Linked DNA regions of Mus musculus: region 1 is linked to region 2. Evidence: chromatin loops called from intact Hi-C (ENCODE). Cell type or tissue: heart. All regions are shown on one strand. Links, peaks and the distances in the headings refer to the core of each region. The heading gives the core; the rest is flanking DNA.

Evidence for each region. Hi-C counts contacts between places; a loop is a spot of excess contacts. Peaks named below come from ENCODE experiments on the same cell type or tissue, not always from the same donor. Only the 100,000 strongest peaks of a DNase experiment are listed, where the experiment ranks them.
Region 1: a loop joins it to region 2, with 2.5 times the contacts of the local background. A loop is called at or near these places in 8 of 42 quality-filtered maps.

Annotation. Positions count from the first base shown.
Region 1 is chr11:50,580,708-50,593,259 of GRCm38, reverse strand. No RefSeq gene overlaps it. Among named protein-coding and RNA genes, the nearest start is that of Adamts2, 15 kb to the left of the region's middle. In heart, for the core only: CTCF peaks have their summits at 3,989, 5,266 and 6,027; DNase peaks (open chromatin) are centred at 5,274 and 6,009.
Region 2 is chr11:50,452,310-50,464,861 of GRCm38, reverse strand. No RefSeq gene overlaps it. Among named protein-coding and RNA genes, the nearest start is that of Rufy1, 27 kb to the right of the region's middle. In heart, for the core only: no CTCF peak of the experiment used is centred there; DNase peaks (open chromatin) are centred at 7,071 and 7,501; H3K4me3 peaks cover 1,137 bases; H3K27ac peaks cover 829 bases; H3K27me3 peaks cover 179 bases.

The DNA.
Region 1 (12,552 bases), core at 3,773-6,272, 130 kb before region 2:
TTCTGAAAATGAGAAAGAGGAAATCGAATGACTTTCAGGCAGCCGCTGTTCCCCCATGGCGATTTCCCATCTCCTTTCCGAAGGGCCAGGCAGCAGGGCAGCCTCCAGTTCTCAGCTGAGCCTCCAGACTCCTTAGCAACCCTCGGCAGGGTCTGTGCTGCAAGCTGTCTCTGGCTTCAGACAGTGGCCAGCCCAGCTCTGCTTTGTCCTCACCTGCCCTGTGTCTCACAGCCATGGATGGGAGCTGCAGATATAGAGGGTGGGGGGCTACTGGCCTGTTCGGCGCCCCCCACCGGAGCTCATGATCACATCATTTCCTACCCCTAGCAAGCCCAGGCTTCTGTCCTAAGAGAGCCTTGTGCCAGGGATGGGCAGCCGCTTCTCCTATGCATCCTTCTGCATGGCTGTGCTGTGGGCCAGTTTCCTCCCTGAGACACTTCCCGCTCCATCCTGCTCTGCAGACCCTCTGAGGGAGAACTCCCTCCAGCCCACGCCATATCCTATTCCACAGGACATCTCACTGAGGCCATAATATCTGTGTGTGTGTGTGTGTGTGTGTGTGTGTGTGTGTATTCCAACATGTGCATGCATGTATGTGTAGATGTGTGGCCATCAAAGGTTGACTTCAGGTGTCCACAATCTCTCTGCACCTTAGTTTTTGAGACACGGTCTCTTGCTGATTTTGTAGAATGGTTGGCCAGGGAGTCGCCTGTCTCTGCCTCCCCAGCTCTGAGACTAAAGGTGATCGTCACCACACATAATTTCTTTTGTTGGTGCTTGGAATTGAACTCAGGCACTCATGCTTGTGTGATAGATGAACCACCCCAGCCCCAGCAGTGGAGATTTTAAGCCTGATTAACAAATCTCATTGTTTCCTTTAGTCGCTGGACCCGTGAGCAGTGGAATGTGCCATTGAGGAAGGGCAAAGTCCCAGGGCCAGACAACCACAGGAACGACCCAGCTTGGTCTGAACAACCAAGGCCCTGCTCACCTGAGTCCTCCCTGAGAGTGGAACAGTAGTTTTCTGTGAGAATTGCAGAACATGGCGGCTCTCAAACAAGCCATCACTGTTGAGAGCCGGCCCTCACTCTCACCCTTGGTGAGCCCCGGACTCACAGGACCTGCAGCCTCAGCACCAGGCTCGGGAGCTCAGGCCTGGGAGCTGAACTGGGGTCTTGGTCTCAGACAAACAGCAACTTGAACTTGCTGTGGAGTGAATCTCAGCTTCACTGGGTCCCCAGCTGGGGCCTGGCTGGACCTCTGACCTTGATCCTGACCTTGACACCACTGCACCTCAGCCTTCAGCCTGTGTCTAAACTGGACACTATATTTTAGTCTTGCAAGACCCCATAGCTTGGCCTCCTGGGCCTCAGAACTTAGGTCCACTGATGCCCAGACTGTACCTAAGAGAACCCTCGACTTAGGGTTTAGGCCCAAATAGGACCCAGATCTTTGATCTTACTCAACACCAAAGATTGGCCTCACCAGGCCCCCAGCATCAGCCTCAAGTGACTCCAGTCTTTCATCTCCTGGACCCCACAGTTTAATCTGCTATATCCCTAACCTTGACCTTTCTAGCCCAAGCTTTGGCTGAAACTGGACCCCACGGTGGTTGGTACTCCTCTTTTACACAAGGTTTCTCTCTTTTTCTTTTCTTAGTGACCCTTAAATTTTCATCTCTTTCCCACTTTGAGAGGGTCTTGCGTATCCCAGGTCTCAGATTTCCCGTGCCTTGGACCTGGACCCCACTGGCCCCTGGTGTTGGCCTCCCTCCCATCAGTTTCTTCCACTAACAGCCACTCTTCCTTTCTCCTCCAGCAGGGGAAATTAAGGTTCCCAGAGAAAATGCCTTCTGCAGGAGGCCTACCCCACCAGGCAAGCTGTTGTTCAAGAGAGAGAGAGAGAAAGCAGCTCCCAGCCTCACTTGTAACAATCTCCGAATGTTGTGCAGCCCTGCAGTACAGGGTGTACACGGGCCCAGGCGCCTCACGGTTGCATAATTTTCCAGCTGTTTTCAGGACTATTTCATTTCTTCGTCTGGCAGACTCTGCGAGCCATATATAAAGATGATATATATGTGTGTAAATATAAAGACGAGCATATGTGAGCAAGGCGAGGGCAAGTGTGAAGTGGAGAGAGGAGGCGGGGAACGGGACTCGGCGAAAAGACAGATGAAACAAGTGTAAACATTTAGAATGTCACCTTCGAGACGCCTGGGAGACGGAACGAACTTGGACTCAATTAAACCTTAAACGAGATGTCGGTTCGGTAGAGCCAGTCTCGGATTTGGTGGTGTTCGATCTTCCTCTTTTATAAAAATATTTTCATTTTGTCTTCCTTTTTTTTTCTTTTCGAACCCCTTAAAACTCCATCTTTCCCCCCTTTGAGATTAGGTCTCGTGTAGCCTAAGCTGGCCTTGAACTCACTCTGTAGTCATGGATGACCTCAAACTTCTCCTCCTTTATCCCCTCTGTTGTTGGAATTCTCCAGCCTCCAAAGTCATGACAACAGAATGGTGCCCCACGTTCACAAAGGGTCTAGCAGGGCCTTGATCTTCTGATCTCCTTCCACCGCTTGGGTGCTAGGATTGCAGACCTGTGGTTTATGAAGTGCTGGGTATGGAACCCAGGACTCTGGGCACTTTAGGCAAGCACTCTTCCTACTGAGCTGCTCCAGCCCAGACTTCATGATTTTTTTTTTTTTTTGTTACAGAGATTCTATGTGTATCCGCTTGCCATTATTTTGGTCTGAATTTATTTTTATCTTGTAAATTTTTTGATTGGTACTTCTAGAAGAGAGATGTTCCAATGCTGGGTACATCTTAGCAATATAAACCAAGATGTCCCACTCTGGGGTAGTAACAAGGTGACAAGTGACCCATCGGACCATCTACAAGGTCCCAACACATCCTCCTGTTGAGGATCTCTGTTGGACGCGACAGGACAATGTGTCATGCTCTTCTGAAAACGGAGTCTTCTGGGATGGCACCCACCAGGCCTGTAAGACTCATCTCTCATACCACAGCTAGAAGCTTGCAGGCAGCACCCTACTCATCCTACTGGGTAGAGCAACCTTTTCAACTTGAAGTAGATACATGCATATAAACACCATATCTCTAGAGTCTTGGCCCCCTTTGGTTTAAAGGAAATATGTACTGTGCACACAGGATTTTTAATCTAGTGTGGCAGCTGGCTGACACTGGGGGCTGAGGCCAGCCTGTCCCTCTCTCTACCTCTGTCCTGTCCACACTGATCAGCTAACTATTAGCACAAGACACTGTTCCACAATTGCCCCTCCCCAAGAACCTCATGGTTAAGTCATTCTTGGGCTCCTGCCTCTGCAGGCTGGGAGGCAGGGCCAAGGGAGCAACTCTGCTGAATATCAGCCCACATGGAACCCTTGGAAGAGGTCAGCAGCTTCTAAAAGGTCTGAAAGGCACATCAGTGGGTAAAGCATTTGTCACCCAACTGTAAGAACCCTAGGTCAGAGTCCCAGAACCCACCCAAAGCTGGAGACTATAGGCCACATCTGCAGCCCCCCCGCCCCCCCCCACACCTATGAAGAGATGGGTAGTGGAGACAGTGGAATGTCCAGAAGCTTGCTCACTGGCCTGGTGTGTGCGATGGTGAACAACCAGAGACCCTGTCTCAAGCAAGGTGGAAGAGGAGGATCAACGCTGAAGCTGTCCCCAAGCGTCCACATGCGTTCTGTGGGACACACTCACACAGAGGCACGAGGAGAAGCTTCTAGAAAGATGAGGAGAAAACTGTGGTGCTTTTTAAAGCGTGTGGGAAATAAACAGTGAGTCGTCATTCTTGCTACTTCACAACTGCAATTTTGCTACTGTTTGGAATGACAACGTAAAACATCCGATATGCAAGATTTGCCCCTCAAAGGGTCGTGACACAGGCTGAGAACCACTGCTCTAGAGGGTCCCCCTTTTTTCCCCTTCATTCCTTGGGTCAGTTCTGAGAACGACGCCGGGATGTACGCCCCTTGTGGCAGCTAAAGGCATTGCAGCCGCCGTGATTTGTGTGTGACCTGTCTTCCACAGGCCGGTGGTTTGTTTGGTTTGGTTTGGTTTGGTTTGGTTTGGTTTGGTTTGGTTTGGTTTGGTTTGGTTTGGTTTGGTTTGGTTTGGTTTTTCCAGACATGGTTTCTCTGTATATTCCTGGCTGTCCTGGAACTCACTTTGTAGACCAGGCTAGGCTGGCCTCGAACTCAGAAATCCGCCTGCCTCTGCCTCCCAAGTGCTGGGATTAAAGGCGTGGGCCATCACTGCCTGGCAGGCCGGTGGTTTGCATTATTGTTCCCAGGCAAGTGATGCTGTTTGGGAGAGACTGGAACCATTTAGGTAGTTGAGCTGAGCTGACAGACGTGGTCTTTGACTACCTCATGCTGCCATACAACCCTTGGCTCCCATCTTACTCCCTCTTTGTCTCACCTTGAAAAGTCAGTGGTTCCCCACACATTCTTTTCCATTGTCAGTGGTCTTACTCCCTCCGTAAAATGAAAGACTTGCTTATATGAGTGTCTGTCTGCATACACGTATGTGCACTGTGCGTGCAATGCCTGTGGAGTCCGGAAGAGGGCATCACATCCCTTGGAAGTGGAGTTACAGACCCTTGTGGAACACCCTGTGTCCTGGAACTGCACCCTGGTCTTCTGAAAGATCAACAAATGCTATTAACCCCCCGAGACACCACTTCACACCCTGTCTTACTCTCTTTAGCTCAGTCTGGTTTTTGTTTGTTTTGGTTTTGCTTTATTTTAGGGTGTGTGTGTGTGTGTGTGTGTGTGTGTGTGTGTGTGTTTTCAGTGGTGGGAGGGAACTTGTCAATATAGCTCTCTCAAAAATGGTGGGTTTCCTGGGTATTTGATCTCACGTGCTAACAGCCACATGTCAATGCATCTCTAGCCAAGCCTTTCTTTATGCTCCATGACAGGTACCAGGCTGTTATGGGGCCACACTTCAACCACCATTTGATTCTTCCTACTGAGTCTTGATTTGACTTTTCTCCCAGGCTGTATCTATGTACACATGAGAATCTTTTGAGTGTGCAGGCTAAAACAGTTTTCCAACCCTGCTATTCTCTGAATTTCCAATCTCTGTTTCCTCTCATTCCTTTTTTAAAAAGTGTACAGCTCAGCTCAACTACCCAACGGTTCCAGTCCCCCCCAAACAGCACTACTTCCCTGGGAACAATAAGCAAACCAGCAGCCTGAGGAGGACCCATCACACACAAATCATGGCGGCTGCAATGCCTGCAGCTGCCACAGGGGGCGATTTTTAACTTTGTGTACATAAGTGTGTTAGAATGTTCACATGTACATATGAGTGTACATGTGTGCACAGGGAGGGATAGAGGCTAGAGAGTGTCAGCTGTTCTCCTCAGACACTCTCCACCCTAACTTTTAAGGCAGGTTCTCTCATGGAACCTGAAGCTCTCCAATAGGCCTAGGTGAGCTGGCCAGCAAGACCCAGACTTCTCCCATCTCTGCCTCCCCAGTGCTGGGATTACAGACACGTGCCACCACCGCCGGCTTTTATGTGACTGTTGGGAATTCACTCAGGTCCCAAGCACTGCATCCTCTGGGGCACCATCTCCCCAGCCCTTCCTCTGCATTCTTTTCAGAAGTAGCTGATGGTCATTCCCAGGCTAATTCCTCTTCTGAGCTCCATCTCCCACACAGGCAGCCCAAGACAGTTCTTGCTATCCTTGGGTTCACTCAGCCAAGGCCAAGCACACTTGACAGAAGTAGCTGGAAGCCAGGGCTTCAGCAACTGTTTTACTCTCTGTAACACAGGCCACCCGTTTCCTGGCCACCGGCAACAGTGACTGCCTCTAAAGACAGCGCCACAGACTGTGGGCTTGGGTTCTAGGTACTGCTGTCAGCAACAGTGCCCACATCAAAACGGCAGAACAAACCACCCAAAATTAAACCAGAACCTGGCAGCCCACTCAGCTGGAATGCAAGCTTGGCCTCGTAGCCCCACCTCTGTGGAGTAGATGCATTTTTCCAACCAGCCTGTAGGGGCAGCAGCTCCCACGGGGAGGCTTATGGCACGGGGCAACTCCGAAGTTTCTAGAAGGGTGAACATAAAGCACAGAGCTTTTTGTTCCTGACTCAAATTAGAAGCCTTCTTACTTCAGTTCGCATTCTCCTGGCAGGCAAGCCACACAGCCAAGCCCAGTAGGAGCATGCATTTTGGAAGAAGGGGGGTTGGATTGGTTTTTATTTTAAACAGCATCTCGAACTTGTCGTATTGTTGCAGCTGGACTTGAACTCCTGACCCTCTTGCCTCTAGCTCCACAGCCCTGGGATTACAGGCGTGCAGCAGAACATCTGGCTCCATGCTCAAATTCCTTGGCTTCTGGCCTCATCTCTCTGATGGCTGCCCCCTCTTCGGCACATGTGTGTGTGTTAAATCACATCCCTCTCTTACAAAGACTCTTACAATTGCACTTTAGAGCTCACCTAGATGACACAGGACAACCTCTACAGAATTGGATCTTCAAAGAGGCTTCCTCTCGGTGAGGTATTTACACATGTTGGCAGCTGAACCTTCCCTAGCAAAAGTGGCCAAAGCCACTCCAGAGTACGGAGAGCCAAATTCCCCACACTGGGCTTGCTCTTGCCTACTAAGAACCAGCTCAAATCCAGAAAGAGGCTGAGGTGGGAGGTGAGGATGTCAGTCGGATTTGAGCTATCTGGCCTCAGGGAAACCAGGAGAGCTTGCCCAAGGGCAGGTGCTCACTGCTATCTTCTCTGAGCCTGCAATTGAGGTCCAGCCAGCCACTGCTTTTCCCCCCATGCAAACGTCTTTTGTAAGTCGTGCCATCCCTCTGACAGGAAAGCCTTGCTTTGATGAAACCAAGCTCTTTAAAAAGGAACATTTTCTCAAAAGCCATAAGAGGATCCCCGTGAAATTAAACCAGGAAGACAGACAGACATCGTAAAGGCCCCAGACGCTGGTTCTGACTTTTTCAATTGTCTGTTAAATTAAAGTTGGGCCATAGAGACTGTGTGCTCGGCTTGTCTTCCTGGGGGACAGGCTGTCCTCCAGTAGAGCGCCCAAGGCTGGATAGAATTCGTACCTGCAAGCCTATGTTTGAGCTCCAGGAGCTGGAAGGATGCTATCTGGGGTAATTAGGAGTGAGCCTCTTCATCAGTGAAGAGCTGTCAGACTGTCTTGAGACAGTGGGGAAGACCCACCATAACATCCCAGAAGTCTCTAGTGTTTCAGTCAGGGTCATTTAATAGATAACAGAAACTGACCTGAGGTGTGTGATGGTTTGAATATGCTTGGCCCAGGGAGTGGCACTATTAGAAGGTATGCCCTTGTTGGAGTATGTGTGGCTTTGTTGGAGTAGATGTATCACTGTGGGTGTGGGGTTTTAATCCCTCATCCTAGCTGCCTGGAAGCCAGTCTTCTCCTGGCAGCCTTAAGATAAAGATGTAGAACTCTCAGCTCCTCCTGAACCATGCCTGCCTGGATGCTGCCACGCTCCCACCTTGATGATAATGGACTGAACCTCTGATCCTGCAAGCCAGCCCCCAATTAAATGTTGACCTTTATAAGACTTGCTTTGGTCATGGTGTCTCTTCACAGCAGTAAAACCCTAACTGGGACAAAGGGAAAATCAACCTATCTCACTAAACTAAAAATCCAGGAATTGTTTGGCCTTGGACATCCGAAGTGCTATCCTCAGGATCTAGGTTCTATCTTTCTATTCTCTACTTTGCTTCCTGTGGACTACCCCATTCACAGATTCAATGTGTTCTCATGGTGCCAAGAGAGCCTCCTGCTCTCACAACCTCCGGCTCTAAGGGGAAATAGATTGCTTTCCTCGAGAGTTAGAGTCCTAGGCATCTGGCAGACCCAGATGGAGACAAGTGCCACCTCTGTGCCTATCTTATAGCCTCAGGTTTACTGAGGCTTTGATGGTGACATCATCCTTGTGTTACCCAAAGTCCATAACTCATAGGCAAGGGATGATTGGGAGTTGTATTAAGTGACAAGTTCGTCCTTATAGCCTGGATTGACCTGCATAATGGCTCTGCTAGCCTACTCCAACTGCCATAACAAAATTCTATAGTGTCAGTGGCCTAAAAACCAGGAATTGAGATGGGAAGCTAGGGGGCATGGTGCAACGATTGGTTTCTGACTCACAGGCTTCTCCCCTGAGTGACCAGGGTGAGGGGGCTGAGTGTCAATTGCTTTTTATAAGGACCCCAGTTCGATTATGTCATCATCTCTCTTTAAAAGTCTTTCCTCCTGGACTGGGGCAGTCACACAACACTGGTGTCTGGTGACAGTCCAGCTGTTTGGCTACATCCCAACATGGTAGAAAAGGGAGAGGAGAAGTAGGTAGTGTAACAGGCCCCAGACCTTAGCACAACTGACTCCATGATGGAAATATCAGTCAAGCCATAAAACTCAGCTTGTAGACAGTACCACCTGCCAAAACTAAAACAAAGGCTTGATCCATCAAAGTCCATACAGATCTGGGAAAGTCTCTAAATGTGCTAACCTTGTCTTTTGGGTTCTGTAGTTCTGCTGCTGGATAATTGTTCTCACTAACTGAAGTATGTCAAGCCAGAACATGGTTTCTGTGCCTTAAAAGCTCACCCAGATAAAGGCTCTGAACTACCCTGAGATCCTGAACATCCAGTGTAATCTCAGGCTGACTAATAAAGACTTAAACTCGTGTCTAAGCAGCCTGCTCTGTAAGATACCCAACAGCTGCCCACTCTTGAGAGAATTCATCTATTCCTTTGAGATTCAACTCCCTCCACCAGACAGGCACTTCTTTCTCCTATGATCTACTCCCTACTTACCTACTGTGGGGCCCAGTTCCTAAGGGTTCCACCATATCTCAGTACTCCACAAGGGGAACCAAGAGCTCAGCACACGAATCCTTTTGCAGGAGTCCTAGCCAACCACAGCACGGAAATCTTGATGGTCACCAGTTCAACAGATAAATGGAGATAGGCTGCCTAGATCAGACAGGAGCTGACAGTCAGGGCTGAGACGCTTCCCAAGTCTTGAAGCCTCTGCAGCCTCCCTCCTATGAGCTGCCAGCAACCAGCCCAGCTTTGTTCCAGAGCCACCCCTCCACTCTAGGGGGTAGGGGGAGCACGACCTGTGGAGTTCAAGTCATCTAGATGCTGCATGCCTAGGAGCTTGGGCCCCAGCCACAGTGCCTGTACCCACCTTTTAGATTCCACCCTCAGAACCCCAACCTCCAAGGCTATCAGCCCCTCTTGTCCATCCATACTCTCATCTTAACCTCCTGGTGACCACAAGTGAGGCATAGCTCACCTTCATGGCTATGTGAGTCTTTGGGGATTTACTGGTTAAAGAATAGAATCATACCATGCCTAACACCAGGAGCAGTTCTCACTTGGTAACACATCATGGCTGTGTCCTGGGGTGTGGCCAGAGAGATACCTACTAACTCCTCATGATAGCTCAAAACCATGCCCACAATTTGTTGAGCCACTCCTATATATGCTGACATTTTTAGTTTGTTTGCAGGTGTGTGTGTGTGTGTGTGTGTGTGTGTGTGTGTGTGTGTGAAGCATGCACACTCACAATCATATAATAAATACCCTTGATTGACTAAATACTGGTTCATTTATATATAGAATAAAATTCCCATTGTGGGATTGCTGAGTGTGGTGATTTGGCCCCCGCAGATCCATGTGTTTGAATGGTTGTGGCACTATTAAGAGGTGTGATCTTATTGGGAGACTTGTGGCCTTATTGAAGGAGGTGTGGCCTTGTTGGAGGAGGTGTGTTGGAGTGAAGAGTGTAGGTGTGGTGCCTGTGGTAAGTGGGCTTTGAGGTCTCCTATGCTCAGGTTCTGTCCAGTGCTGAATACAGTCTCCTCCTGACTGCCTGTGGATCAAGATGGAAAACTCTCAGCTCTTCCAGCGCAATGTCTGCCTACATGCTGCCTTGCTCTCCACCATGATGATAATAGACTGAACCTCTGAACTGTAAGCCAGTCCTAATTAAATGTTTGCCTTTATAAGAGTTACCTTGGTTATGGTGTCTCTTCACAGTAATTAAACTCTAACTGGGTTAAAGCTAGCAAATCTTATGAGTTGAGTTAATATTGGCAGACTGTGTGGAAAGGCACTGGCCACCCCTTCCACCCACCTTGTATGAAAGACACTTGCCATCTTGGAATGTCTCTGCCAACCTTGATTTATGAAATTCTATATGAGAGTGTGGTCAATCTTAATTTTTATCTCCCTCACTATAAGATAAAAGGCTGAGGGCTAGGTGTGTGTGCTACAGGCCCCTGCACAGCACCCAGTGGGGGCTGGGGTCAGGGCAGGTCCTCCTGAGACTGTGAGTTCTGAGGGCACATAAATGAAGGACTGTGGGGCGTCTCGCATGGAGAAATAAAGAGAAGACCTGCATCCCGCCAGAGCTCAGGTAGACTGCCACGGGACCCCATGGAACGGTGTCAGGCCTCACAGGCCACACAATCCTGCTGGGAGGTGGAGAAGGCGCAGACTCTCGAGTATCACAGACTGCTGGGTACTGCAGGAGAGCCGGTTTTGGGATCCCTGGGCCTCACAGTGGCCTGGGATGACTGGTTCTCACTTTCAGACATCCCAAACCACTATATGTCTCAGAAGAGCTGAGAATGAGCCCTTGAACGAACTCTGGCCTGGGGGCCAAAGGGGAAAGGGTTGGGGAGAGCTTAGCAGGTTACTGCAGGGACAAGAGAGTCTAGCTAGCTCAGGCTGCTAGCTAGGCCATGGCTGAAGTGCAGAAAGGCCTCCTGGTGGGAGGTTAGACACTCGGCTCATTAGAGGGAGACCTGCTCCACTGCTCTAACACAGCAGACCTTGATGAGCAAAGATGGTCCATGGCTTGAAGGTGTTTATTGTAGAAAGGCAGAGAGAGAGAGAGAGAGAGAGAGAGAAGAGAAGAGAAGAGAAGAGAAGAGAAGAGAAGAGAAGAGAAGAGAAGAGAAGAGAAGAGAAGAGAAGAGAAGAGAAGAGAAGAGAAGAGAAGTAGAGAGCAGCAGGGCAGCCATGGGCATGTGGAGATAGGGGAGAAGGAAAGGGGAGAAGGAGAGAAAGGTAAGAGACAAGGAGAGAACAAGAACTTAAGAGAGAGAGGAGGGGCTGAGCAGCCCCTTTTTTAGTGGGCTGGGCTACCTTGCTGTTGCCAGGTAACTGTGGGGCGGAGCTTACCTGGCTGTACCCAGAATACCAGGAGCTTGGGATATTGTCGACGTGACTGATAGTCACAGGATTATGGAGTTGGAGTTGATGTGGTGTCTGGGAGCATAGCTTCCTGTTCAGTCCCTTGTAGATTTTTCTTCTGGGTCTCCCGAGTAAGCCTCCACTAGAACACAGACTGCTTTTCACTGTCCAACAAAGGACTGCAGGAGGAGGGGGAAGGGCGAGCCTCCAGGACAGAGGCTCAGAGGAAACCAAGTGAGAGGCCATACTGGACTCAAGGTGAAGAGTCTGGGTGGGGTGCCTGTGTCCAGGGGTTGAAGTGAGGACAGGGCCTGCCAACGACTGTGAACAGAACAAAGGCTGCGGCTAAGACTATCAGGATTATACAAAATACAAAAATCAGCTCAAAATGAACCAGAGGCTTCCATAAAGGCAAGACTGGAAACTTCTAGAAGAAAGCACTGAGGAGAGGTGCTGAGACACTGGTATAAGCAGACCCTTTTTCTCGAAAGCACAGACAAGGCTGGTGAGATGGCTCAGCAGCTAAGAGCACTGACTGCTTCTTCCGAAGGTCCTGAGTTCAAATCCCAGCAACCACATGGTGGCTCACAACCATCGGTAATAAGATCTGACACCCTCTTCTGGTGCATCTGAAGAGTATAATAAATAAATCTTTGGGTGACTGAGTGAGCAGAGTTGACCAGAGCCAGAGTGGGAGTGAGCGGGCAAGCAGGGTTGATTGGAGCGAGAAGAGGTCCTAAAATTTTAATTCCCAACAACCACATGAAGGCTCATAACCATCTGTACAGCAACAGTGTACTCACATACATAAAATAAATAAATAAATCTTTAAAAAAAAAAAAGAAGATAAGTAAAGAAAGCACAGACAATGGAATTGAAAATAGCTAAGTGGATTCTTTCAAAAGGAAGCAGGTTTTAAACGTTGACCTCGGACAGTAAGTGGACTTGGGAGGCTGGGGAGCAGGATCTACCTCTGCTATGGGAGGGGAAGAGTGGGAACTGAGGGTGTGGCCTCAAGAGCTGAGCCTGAAGGTTGAGAGCGAAGCCCAGCCTCCCGTCCCCACCCATCCTTCTAGGTCCTTCTGTGTCCCATCTCCATTTTAATAGAATCTCATTTTGTTATTTCCATTGGCCAAGCCTATCCCAGAGCATATCAGACTGAAGGGTCTTCAACTACTCACCGCTCCCTTCCGGCAGTTTTGAGGTTCGTTTTTACGTTTTGAAATTTATTCTTACAGACTTTGATCTGCTTTTAGGTGAAATGCCCCTCCCCATCCCATGTGCCCCAGGACCACCCTTCCTCTTCCCTTTTCCTTG
Region 2 (12,552 bases), core at 6,121-8,620:
TTGTGTTTATAGACCCCAGAGTTCAGGCTAGGTAGAAAAAAAAAAAAAACTTGACTAAATTAATCTTAGAGACCGGCGGGAATGACTGGACAGCCCTCCTTCCCTTTGCTTTGTTCTGTGTTAGGAACATACCAGGAAAATTTAAGCTTACTCCATATGAAATCCTGTATGGTGGGGGGGGGGGGCTCCCCCGCTCACTGAAGTAAAGAGAGTGTTAGATCCTTTAAAATTTAACCCTGGTCCTTCATTGTTTACATACATAAAAGCCCTAGAAGTGGTCAGAAACACCGCCTGAGAGCAGCTCAAAGAGGCCTACGAACCAGGAGACTTGATGATACCACACCAGTTCCAGGTGGGAGATGCAGTTCTCATCTGACGACATCGAGCTGAGAATCTGAAACCTTGTTAAAAAGGCTCTTGCATCATGCTACTGACCACCCCCACTGCTGTCAAAGAAGGCATATTCATGCCTTTCACGTAAAGCGAGCTCCTAAAGAATAAACCCCCTTGGTTGACCACTCTCATTTCTACTCTGATAGACCCTCTAATAATTTTGCTCTTACTGCTGACGTGTGGCCCACTAATTCTTAATAATCTAATGACCTTTGTTAGAGAGAGGATTGGTGCTGTCCAGCTGTTAGTATTAAGACAACAATACCAGTCTCTGCAGAACCTTGAAAAAGAGGTTGCAGTTTAGTTCTAAGATTAGAACTAGTTACTAGAAGAAGTGGGGAATGAAAGATCCTGGCAGAATGTAAAAGGACACAGAAGCCCTAAAATTGGCAAGATAGACATCAGTGTTAGTAGAACTAGCTTCACTGATTTAGAAAAATAGAGGTGCACAATGCTCTGACCACTCCTTGAACCTGTGTGTGTCTGCCAATGTTCTGACCAGGTGTGTGCCCATTGCTGCACCTTCATTAGACTCTTTCCTTGTACCCCTCCCATACCCATTTCTTGAGAATAGACATTGTTTAGATCTGAAAATCCCCTAATCTCCCCCTTCTCCTTTCCCCCCTGAGGGCCTATAAAAACTGGGAACTCTTTCCCCTCGAGGACGACTCCTCTACCCCTGCGTGGGATATGAGTCGTCCCCAGAGCTCTGGCTTTCCCCGAATAAAGCCTCATATGGTTTGCAACAAGCTCGGTCTGTCGTGAGTTCTTGGGTGTCCGCTATTGTCCTGAGGCCTGAGCGAGGGGCTCCTCTCGGAGTCTTTCAGTACCTTGTGCTACATCTGTACCTGGTAATGTGTAAGAGTCACCCAGTTAGTACTGGTTTTGAAGGCATAAAAGGATCATGAAGAGCAGCTGAGGCTTGGCACTGTGAGAGGCCATGGAAGGCCATTGGTGAAGATGCAGGCTCAGTTGCAATTGATGGTCCAGGGATGAAGAGGTCATGCAAAGGCGTTGAGGCTTGGCACCATGAAGAGAGCCTATGAGAGGCTATTGGTGAAGCCTAGTTGCAGTGGAAAACTCCGGTGTATTGGAGATGCCAGTACCATGGGATGATCACCAAAAACAGCAGCAGCAGTGGAGTGGATCAACCTGAACCTAGAGTGCTACAGTGGGCAGAGCTAGAGAAGTGACACCAGCCCTTTGGAGGAGCCCAGAAGATCATGTGTGGATCCAGACATTGAAACAAGAAGCTGTAACTTTGAAGTTACCTTGGAGACCCCAAGATGTTTGAGTTGCCACAGTCATGGGTAATCTGCTGAGGAGAGCTGCTAATAGGGAGTAGAACCAGCCCAGGAGTAAAGCATTTGTTGCAATTAACAAAGATGAAAAAGGAGTTGGAGATCTGAAGACTGCTTTGACATCAGCCATGGAGTTGCAGTTTGGAATTTGCCCAGTTGGTTTCCCGTCTTGTTTTGGGAATTACGGTTAAGTGACTGGATGAATCTCAGAAGAGATATTGAACTTTGGACTTTTAACATTGTTGAGACTGCTATAGACTATAGGGACTTTTGAAATTAGACTAAATTTATTTTGTATTATGCTATGTTTAGGTATGGCCCCCATAGATTCATATGTTTGGACAAGCCTATGGGAGCCAGGGAGTGGAATGTGATGTTTGTATATGCCCAGCCCAGGGAGTGACATTATTAGAAGGTGTGGCCCTGTTGGAGTAGGTGTGTTGCTGTGGGTATGGACTATAAGACCCCATCCTAGCTGCCTGGAAGCCAGGATTCTGCTAGTAGATTTCAGATTTCAGATGTAGAACTCTCAGCTCCTCCTGCACCATGCCTGCCTAGATACTGCTATGTTCCTGCCTTGATGATAAGGGACTGAAACTCCAAGCCTGTAAGCCAGCCCCAATTAAATGTTGTCCTTATAAGAGTTGCTCGTGGTGTCTGTTCACAGTAAAACCCTAACTAAGACATAAATGAATGATACAATGCAGTATATACTGCAAACAATTTAGAGGCAAGTTCAAAAAACTAGAGATACATACAGACTATAAAATTATACAGAGAGACAGAGAGAGAGACAGACAGACAGACAGACAGACAGACAGACAGAATGTTTTGGGTTTTTTTTTTAAGATTTATTTATTTTATGTGAGCACACTGTCCCTCCCTTCAGACACACACCAGAAGAGGGCATCAGATCTCATTACAGATGGTTGTGAACCACCATGTGGTTGCTGGGAATTGAATTCAGGACCTCTGGAAGAGCAGTCAGTGCTCTTAACGGCAGAGCCATCGCTCCAGCCCCGCCCCCTTTGGTTTTTCTTAAACCCAACAAATCTTGCAGTTTTGGAGGTCAGATGTTTAAAATTGCTTGGCAGGGCTGCCTCTGTTCTGAAGTTCTTGGGAGAAAATCTGTTTTCTTTTCTTTTTTTATTATTTTAATAGTATCTTTTAATTGAGTATTTGGGAATTTCACATCATGCACCCCAATTGCCATCACTCCCTGATCTTTCCATGACCATCCCCTTCTTCCATGACCTCCCCCACCAAAAAAAAAAAAAGAAGGGAAAAAATAAGTCCATTTTGTGTGGTCCATATATTCGCTGGCGCATGGTCAAATTCCTAGTAGCCACTCTCCCCGCCTCCATAAGTCTCTCTGCTTGCATCCGGGCCAGAAACCTTCAACTGAGGAGAGAGCCCTGCAGGCTGATGGAAAGGGGTGGGGCCAGCTCTCCTGCACAGGGTGGGGCCTGCCTTCCCTCCCTTAAGTACATTAACATGGCTTGGGGGAGGGGCAGCCCATTAACATGGGCTTCCGTGGTAACAAGGGCTGCAGATATCAACATAACCCTTGGCAGTATCAAGCCACTCATGGCCCTCATCATCTTCACAGGCCACAGGCCACACGGCCTCAGGTGGCTCTACATGCTGGTTATACGGCATGGCCCTTAAATGCCCTTAAGGCAGCAAAGCCTGAGGATATCACCAAGGCGTGAGGCAGCAGCACAGATTGCTTAAGTCCTCGTGGATCTCAGGCTTCATCTCTTCCTGGGGCAACCACATGGGTCGCAGTCACCAATATGGCCTCCAGTGGCCTCGGGGACCACTATGGTCCAATCCAGCAAGTGAACCTTTCTTTTTCTCCGGCTTCCATCCTTGCCCAGGGCCAGAGAGACCCCGAGGCCCAGCAGCAGGTTCTGGAGCTGAGTCTGTGTCTGGATAAACTCCAGGCTGCTGTGTTTCATCCTACTGACTCTACTGAGCAATGACAGTATGTCCCCCCTCAGCCCTCTGTCCCTTGTCACCACCATCGCAGCTCCAGTTCTGCCTCTCTCTGTGGTACTCGCATGGCTCTGTTTTTCTATCTCTTTATCTTTCTCACCTCGCCATCACATATTTGCTTATTGTAGTGGTGCCCACCTGTCCTGGAGCGCATTCCTGGGTCAGGGTGATGGTGGGGGTCTTGTTTTCTTTATACCTAGCAGCTGCCTTTATTTCTGGACCCCTGACCCTGCATCATTCCACCGTCTGCTTCCGTTGCCATGTCTCCCCCTGGTAAGACCTTTTGTGACGTCACGGGGCCTTCCTCTGATGATCTAGGAAAACTTCCCCTGTCCAGATCATTAGCATCAGCGCATCACACAGAAGCCTCTTTGGCCTGCAGGGCGGAAGGTTACAGGGACTAGGATGTAGACATCTTTGAAAAATCCAGGGTCTGCCTCCAACAGGGCACCTAGAATCCCTTCCATAGAGAAAAAATAACTAATTTGCATAGCTACAGATATAATCAGCTTCGTGGCACAGAGCGTGGTGGTGGTGCACACCTTCAGTCCCAGTGCTTCGAGGGCAGAGGCAGTTCCAAGTCAGCCTGGTCTATATAGCAAGTTCTAGCCCAGCCAAGGCTAGACCCTGTTAGTGAGACAGTGAGACCCTGTCTCATAGATAGATAGATAGATAGGTAGATAGATAGATAGATAGATAGATAGATAGATAGATAGATAGATAATCTAAGGGTCCCCTAATTAAGGAGAGATTTTTGTCTGTGAATTGTGGTGTTGGCTCCTGCCTGAGAATTCAGCCTCCCCTACCAGATGGCCTGCCTGAGGGCTGAGACATGCCCAAGGAGCCATGTATAAAGTACCTTACAATCACTCCTTATGTTCTCTATAAATCTCTCTCTGTCTCTCTGCTATTCTCTGTCTCTCTCTTTGTGTCTCTCTGTCTCTCTGTCTCCATCTCTCTCTGTCTCTGTCTCTTCCTCTGCCCACTCATGGGTGTATATATATATATAATATATGTAACATATATGTATTATATATCTCCCAATAGAGACATTAAATATATATATACATATATAATCTATATAGTCTAACACTTATTCCCTCCAAGCCCTTACTTGTTCTCTCTCCAGCTTCCCCTGTTGCCATCTCTCTGAATTCCTTGTCTCCAAGACAGCCTTGCCCACCCCCATCCATCCAACAGCCAAAGCAGCTCTCAGAAAAATACCTTCTCTCTCTCCATCTTCCCTGTTTGGAATCTCTCCTGTGAGCAGTCTGCGGCCCCCCCCCCCATCCTCACCCTCTCAGATCCTGACCCTCCTATTGCAACCTCTAACCCCAGGACCAGGGTTTCACTACCCCTTCCCTGGTTGTTGGTTCCCTGTAACCCATAGCAGAACAACTGAGGGAGATGCACCTCTCCATGACCTTAGGTGGATGTCACATATTATTTAAAATCTGTCGAAATCACTGTTGGCATTGGTAAGTTCTTCAACTTTATTATAAGTGTTCTTTCTGATACTGGTTTTCCTATAAACAGACAAATATGTTTGGGATTAGGCAATCCAACTCTAATTAGCAGCTGTGGGACTCTCCCTTGCTGCTGAGCTGCCTAGAGAAAAGTACCATGGGTCAAACAACTACCCCATGCCAGCCTGACCATCTGGAACAAACCAGATACCCTGAGGCAACCATAATGAGACTGCACTGACTGTGTGGCCCGTGAAAACACAACTCAGTCAAAATGCTGTCAAGCAGCTTGTACCAGACTTCTTCAGTCACGAGCCTGGGTGAATCATGTCCACCTTGGCCAGGGAGCCACTTCTGTGGTGGAAAGGCCACTGTCACTAATACTAAGGAGCAAGGGCCTGATTGGTCCCAGGCTAAGAGATGAGATACTGGTGGCTGTCAAGGACCAAGGTTTAGATATCAAGCCCTGCAGGAAGACTGTAGAAGGGCTACTTGTCAACTGCTTTTGCCTTCCCACCACTGTACTTCGCTTCAAACACTAAAGAACAAGAAAGCTGCTAGAGGCTAGCTTTGTTTGTTCCTTCCTTTGTTTTGGCCTCAAACTGAAGATAACCTTGAACTTCTGATCCTCCTGCTTTTCCTTCCCAAGTATTGGGTTATAAGTATGCACCATCCCTGTGGATTTATGAGACCCTGGGATTAAACTTAGGACCCATGCGGTAGGAAAGCCCCCTACCAAATGAGCTATACACCCTTTATCCCCAAACCAGCTTTTATAGAGTTTCTTGCCTACCAACTTCTATCTAGGTAAAACAAAAAGAACCTTCAGCCAGCTTATTGGTGTCATGGAAAGGATATGAAATTACCCTTTAGAATGAGCCAGAGTCAGGGTGCTGATCGGCAGTTGGATGGAAGAGCATTAAGAAATATAGCAACATACCAGAGGCAACAGGAGGTAGCCTTGAAGAGAGAAAGAGGGAGAGGCTTCTGGTCAGAAGCTGGAGCATCATAGTTAAGAAACTGCAAGGAGGTGTGGCCTGATTTCTGGGAGAGTCTAGGACAGCAAGAGGGGCTGGGATCTAACAGTGTGTGGTCGTACACTTTGAGACTAAAACATGTTCTACTCTGTTGATTCTTTCTGTGTCCAAGAAAAACATGGCTTTGGGACTACTTCTTCAAGATTTCGGGCAGTTCTGTTCTGGCCCCACATTCTAGATGTCCCATCCACCCCTGCCTTCGCGGCCGTGTTGGTCGGGGTCCACGCCGTGCATCTTCATTTTCTGATCCACAGTCCAAGTCCCTGACCCCAAGCCTTTCCATCAATCTTGGTCATGGGATTTTTTTCCCAAGCATTACCACTGTAGATAGAGAAAGCCTGCTGTCTGCCAGAACCGACCCTGAGGGCCCAGGCCCATACAAGATGTTCCGGTACCACCGGATTACAAAGAGCAGACACAAGCCTGCTTGCTGCCTGCAAACAGCAAGAACTTGCTAGAAAAGCACACTGTAGACTTGGACCTAACTTTTACATCTTTATCTGTTTGAAATCTGAACTCCCTCGCCACCACCACCACCACCACCCCACCCCCCGAATTCCTAGTGATCCTTGAATAAAAAGAGTCCTCACTAAAAAAAAAAAAAAAAAAAAAAAAAAAAAAAATATTGGGCAGTGATTAAACTGATATTGTTGGACTTCAGGGAGTCGTCAACATCTTCGTGAGTTCCTTAAATAAAGAGATCAAACATTGACTCAAACGCTGATGGCCAGCCCTTGAATTGCGCCTGCTAGTGTCAAGGGCACTGCGAAGAGAACCCTGGGGACGCGGGGTGGGGGCGAGCCTCTCTGTGCTGGGGAGCCTGACTGTGGAACGCCTCCTTTTTGTAGGCACCTCTGCCTTTTACGCCAGCCTTGCCTCTGGTACTTTTCCATCCTTGCCTTCTGAATCGCTGCCATTCGGTCCGCTCCCCAGATAAAGTCACATGGAACTTTTTAAAGTTCTCTCACACAGAGCTCAGACTCATAAAGACAGTAACCAGAGCTCCAGGAACTAAAGAAAAGCGGAAAGGGGAGCCTAGGCCTCCTCGTTACCGCGGCTGCCAGGAGCCGAGCAGGTGAGCCTGCGCCAGCCACCTGGCTGTGCATCCCCACATGTCCCCAGCGGCCTACTGCCATGGAAACCGCACATAGCATCTCCTGCCGCTCACACCCTCCAGAAGCCAGACAACCGGGTTTGGCAAGGCCACAGGGTGGGTAGAAAAGACAAAACAAAAAACTAAACTAGCTAAGCCTTCTCTGCTCCAGGCTGACACCTCCTCCTCCTCCTGGCGTCTTGGACAAGACAGCCCCACTAATGACTTCCTCCCCTTGGAAAGTGGAAAGTCAGATCTCTTGCTTGGGAGGCTCTGAGGCACCAGCAGCCCTGTAATCTGTCTCAGTTACGACGCATTTGAATAACAATGATAAGGACTGCTCCGAAGGGACAAAGTGGGAAAGTGGCCTCCCAACCTTTCCAGCCTGGAAACTGAATTGCGAAGTTTCACCCCCACCACACACCCCGCCCCTTCATGGAAAACACGATTGCTAAATAGGCCAAATAGCGATCTCTCCACAGCACCCAGCAGGAAGTTAAGAATTAAAAGTTAGAATATCGGTCCTCTCTTCCATGCCCTGCACAGGTTCCAGGAATGAAATCCTCCTGGTAACTATCTCCCTCCTCCTCTTCCTCCTCTTGCTCCTGCTCCTCCTCTTGCTCCTCCTCCTCCTCCTCCTCCTCCTCCTCCTCCTCTTCCTCCTCAATGGGGACCCAGGCGGTGGGAGACAAAGCACAGCAGCACCTCAAATCCCAGCACCCGGAAACTCACTTGTATATGAGAACAAGTGAAACCTGGTCTTCATGGTTCTGGGATAGTCGGAGGCTGCATAGTGAGACCTTTTCTCACAGCACATCTGCGTGCACACTCAGACACGAAATACACTCGGTGAATGACAGCCCAAGTTCTTCACAATCTGTCCCTGATCCTGAACCCTCCCAATCACCAACAGCTTGAACCTGAATCCCCACCGGCTTGCCTGTCCATCATTCTTTAAACAGTCTGGGCTCCCTTCAAGATTCTTCATTCCAGCCAGACACTCGGGAGACAGAGACAGAAGGAGTAGGAGCTAGAGGCCAGCTTCTGCCATATAGTGAGTTGGAGGCCAGCCTCAGCAACATGAGATCCTGTCTCAAAAAACAACATTAAATAAAGCTTCCTCATTCAAAATACCATAAATCAAGTCTAACAGGACATCTCAGTGTGACTTGCGTAAATAGAAGCTTTGATAATACCCTGAAGCAAACCCCATGTCGCAAGGGAAAGGTGTGAGGGCGTAGGACTTGATAGCTAGAAAACAAGGAAGAATTAGAAATATTCTTGCCAAAGAGACTCTCAGTCATTGATGGGAGAAGATGGGATGATATAAACCCCAACAGAGGGACAGCCAGCAAAGTCTGCAAGATAAGGGATGCAAACGCCCTGAGATGCAGCAGTCCCACTACTGAAATCAAATCTATAAAGACAAATCCACACAGACAAATGGCAGATACGCAAGTTTATTCTCTGGGCCATTTGCTGGAATGGCAGACATTTGAAACCCCCACTACTTGCTAACCATAGTGTAACCATCCACAATAGTGAGGTATTCAGATCTGCCAGTCAGCTAGTGAGCTCCAGCATACATTGGTAAAGGTATGGCACGCCACCTTTTTAAGGCAGGTATGCCGAAACACATTCATATGCAAGTGCATGAAGAAACACTCGATGGGCTAGGGCTAGCTCAGTTGGTAGAGTTAAGTTACACGCACAAAACTCTGGGTTCCGATCCTCAGCACTGCATAAAACAAAGCCCAAAAACACATGCCTGGAATCCCAGCACTCAGGAGGCGGAGGCAGGAGGATCAGAAGAAGCTCAAGGTCATGCCCAGTTACAGAGCAAGTTCAAGGCCAGCCTGGACTACAGGAGAGCGTTTCTCAAAAAAAAATTTATTTTAGTTAATTAATTTTAAAAATAAAGACAAACTAGAAATATAACCAAGAATCTAATAAAGACTGTTATCTAGAGGGTCAGGGTTGTAACTCACTATTGCCCAGTATGTGCAAGGCACCGCAAGAAAACAGAGTTGGGAGAGAATTGCTAAGAGTGCCTTTCTCCTATACTATTTTGATTGCTGAATCATATAATGTTCGACTTCCACTGGGAAGCTAGACAAAGTTTTTTTTAAAAGCATTTTAGTTACACACGTGTAAAACATTTTTTAACTCAGTCACCTTCCTAAAGACATACAAAGTTGGGACTTGGTAGATATGTTCTACAGAAGCTATGTTCTCTTTTCCCCCTAGGAAACTTCCTGAAGGGACAGCATCCTGTATCACTCACCTTTGGGTCACTCGACTGAACAATAGATAACTGCACAATAGATATTCACCAAATATTGACTGACTAGACACGTGGTGTTTTGTGGAGACTGACAGGCACAGCTAAAGATGCCAAATTAGGCGCCAGAGCGCATGACAGGGGCTGTTCACTTTATTTAACAAGAGTCACCATAGAGATGAGAGTAAGACAGTGGGAGAGATGACGGTTGCTAACAGCAGCAGCCTGAGCCTGGTGAGCCCCCGGAGACAGAGCCTGTACCATATCTAAATCAGGGGTTCATCTCTGTCTGGAACTTCATACTTTGGGGGGCACTTTTTTAGTGAAGTTTTATTTATTTTAACAGCAAATGTCAAAAGTGTTTAAATAAATATTACCCCCTAACATGTGTAGCTGTATTATAGGAGATTCAGTTTTTTCTTGCCATTTTTCCTTTGCTGATAAAAAAAAAAAAAAAAACAGGAAATGAAATCTGGTTTATATATAATTTGTCACACATGTAATATACCCAACTTTGTAAGCACTCCAAGTTTTCATTAACTCTACTGAAATATATTCACATTAAGAAATCTCTCAGCCCTAATGTTGTTAGTTTCAAACTTCCCAACTTAGTTGTTTTGCTAAAAATGCAGATTGGAGCCAGATGGAGGGCGAGGCACCCCCATTTGACCTTCCTCCTAGCCAGATTCCCACAAATGGCAGGAGAACCTTCTCTGATTAAAAGAAGCGTGAAGAAGAAAGGGAGAGAGAGGAAAGGCAGGCCCGTGCTGGAATGGGAGGGCAAGAAAGGCCACCATCACTGACCACAGCATTTGCCATCAGTCTAAAGCTAGGGTTGACAAGCCATGCCCTCAGTGGCAACTGAGGCTCCGTGCACCGGAAGGACCAGGAGCTCCTCTACTCTGAAGGAGCAGAACCTGGCCCACCCCACTATCCTCAAAGAACAGAATCAGGTTCCTGGGAATTCTCAGACAAAAAGATGGGCAGATGGCCAGGAATCTACAAGCACTTAAAAAGTAAATCACCACAATAAAAAAAAATTAAATATGCCACCAAAGAATTACAACCAAAGGAAATGAATAGAAGAAAATAAAGAAATTATGATATAATTTCCATCTTCTGCAGTATGGTAGAAAATAGTTCATTCGTTTTAAAAAAAAAAAATTATAACTAGAGCCAAGTGTGGTGGTGCGAACCTGGAGGCACTCAGGAGGATGAGGCAGGACGATGCATCTGAGGCCAGCCTGGGTTACATGGTAAGATTTAATCTCAAAATAGGTTATAAATAGTAGAAACTGAAAATTAGTTCTTTAAATGCAATAGATGGGAGCTGGAAAGGCATGGCAGCAGTTAGGAACGCGTTTCCAGCACCCACATAGGGCTGGTCACAATCACCTGTAACTCCAGCTCCAGAGGATGCAACACCCCCTTATGGCCTTTATGGGCATCTGTGCTTATAGGTGTACACACATTAAAAATACAATAAATATATTTTCTTTAAGCCAATAGAAGAAAGATAGTAAGCTACACATAACTGAGGGATGGTGGTGTCGTAGAAGATGAAGCTAAATGTGAGAAGTAAACACTCTGGACTAAAACTCACCAGACGCGGAGGACAGATCCAGACATTCCAACGTCAGTATGACAAGGGTTTCCCGAAGAAGAGAACACACAGGCGGGAAATGAAGAAATGACAAAAGAGTTGATGGTGGTAAGCATTCCAGGCATAGAAAGGACATTGCTCATCAAATTAATCAGGTCCATTTAATGTCAATTGGGTCAAATGAAAAGTCAGAGAACTTTCAAAACGTAGGCACATTAAAGTAAATATTTACAATATAAAAAAAAAACAAATAGAAGGGAAATCTTGATAACTTTTAAAGAGAGAGATTAAATTAATCATAATAGCATGAAAAATATGTTAGCATTAGATATACCATCAAAGCTGTGTGCTAGAAGATCGTGGAACAATCTAAAGAGTTCCTTATTTTTACTTCATGAGTGAAATATGTGACCCACGTGTGTGCCTGCCATCCATGAAGATGGGTAGACAGCATTAGACCCTCTGATCTGGAGCTACAGATGATACTGGACGAGCTTGTGGGTGCTGGGAACAGAACCCAGGCCTTCCACAAGAGCTGCGAGTACTTTAAGCACTGAGGCATCCCTCCATTCTAAAGATTATTTTTAATTTAGATTTCAATAACCAACCAAACTACCACTCAAGGGTAAATGTTAGATAAAACATTTCCAAGCATGTATGGGACCATGCCACCTCCCAAAAACCCAAGAAAAATAGAAAATAGAAACTCAAGTTGGATTCTTACAGTCACATTGGACAGCTCACAACTACCCGTAGCTCTAGTTCCAGGGGATCTAATGCCCTCTTCTGGCCTCCTGTATTCGCAAACACATAGATACACATAAATAAAAATAAATCTTTTTAAAAATACTAAATTTCAGGCAGATGTGGTGGTGTATACCAATAAGCCCAGCACTTAGGATGCACCCCTGTGCACATGCATCCCTGTCTACAGGCATCCCTCTGCACATGCAAGAGCAGGACTTAGGAACTATTCATTTAGCCCTGCCACACAGGCTGGAGAGATGGCTCAGTGTATAAGGACATTTTCTGTTCTTGCAGAAGGTTTGAATTCATTCTGAGCACCCACATCAGGGGGTTTACAACCACCTATAATTCCAGCTCCAGGGAACCTAGCACCCTCTTCTGGCCTCTGCAGACACTGCATTCACATAAATGGATACACATGTGTGTCTCACACACACACACACACACACACACACACACACACACACACACACACATATACTTTTACAATTTTAAAGAGAAAATATTGGGAGAGATGGCTCATTGGTTAAGAGCAGTGACTGCTCTTCCAGAGGCCCTGAGTTCAATTCCCAGCAACCACATGGTGGCTCACAACCATCTTTAATAGATCTGATGCTCTCTTCTGGTGTGTGT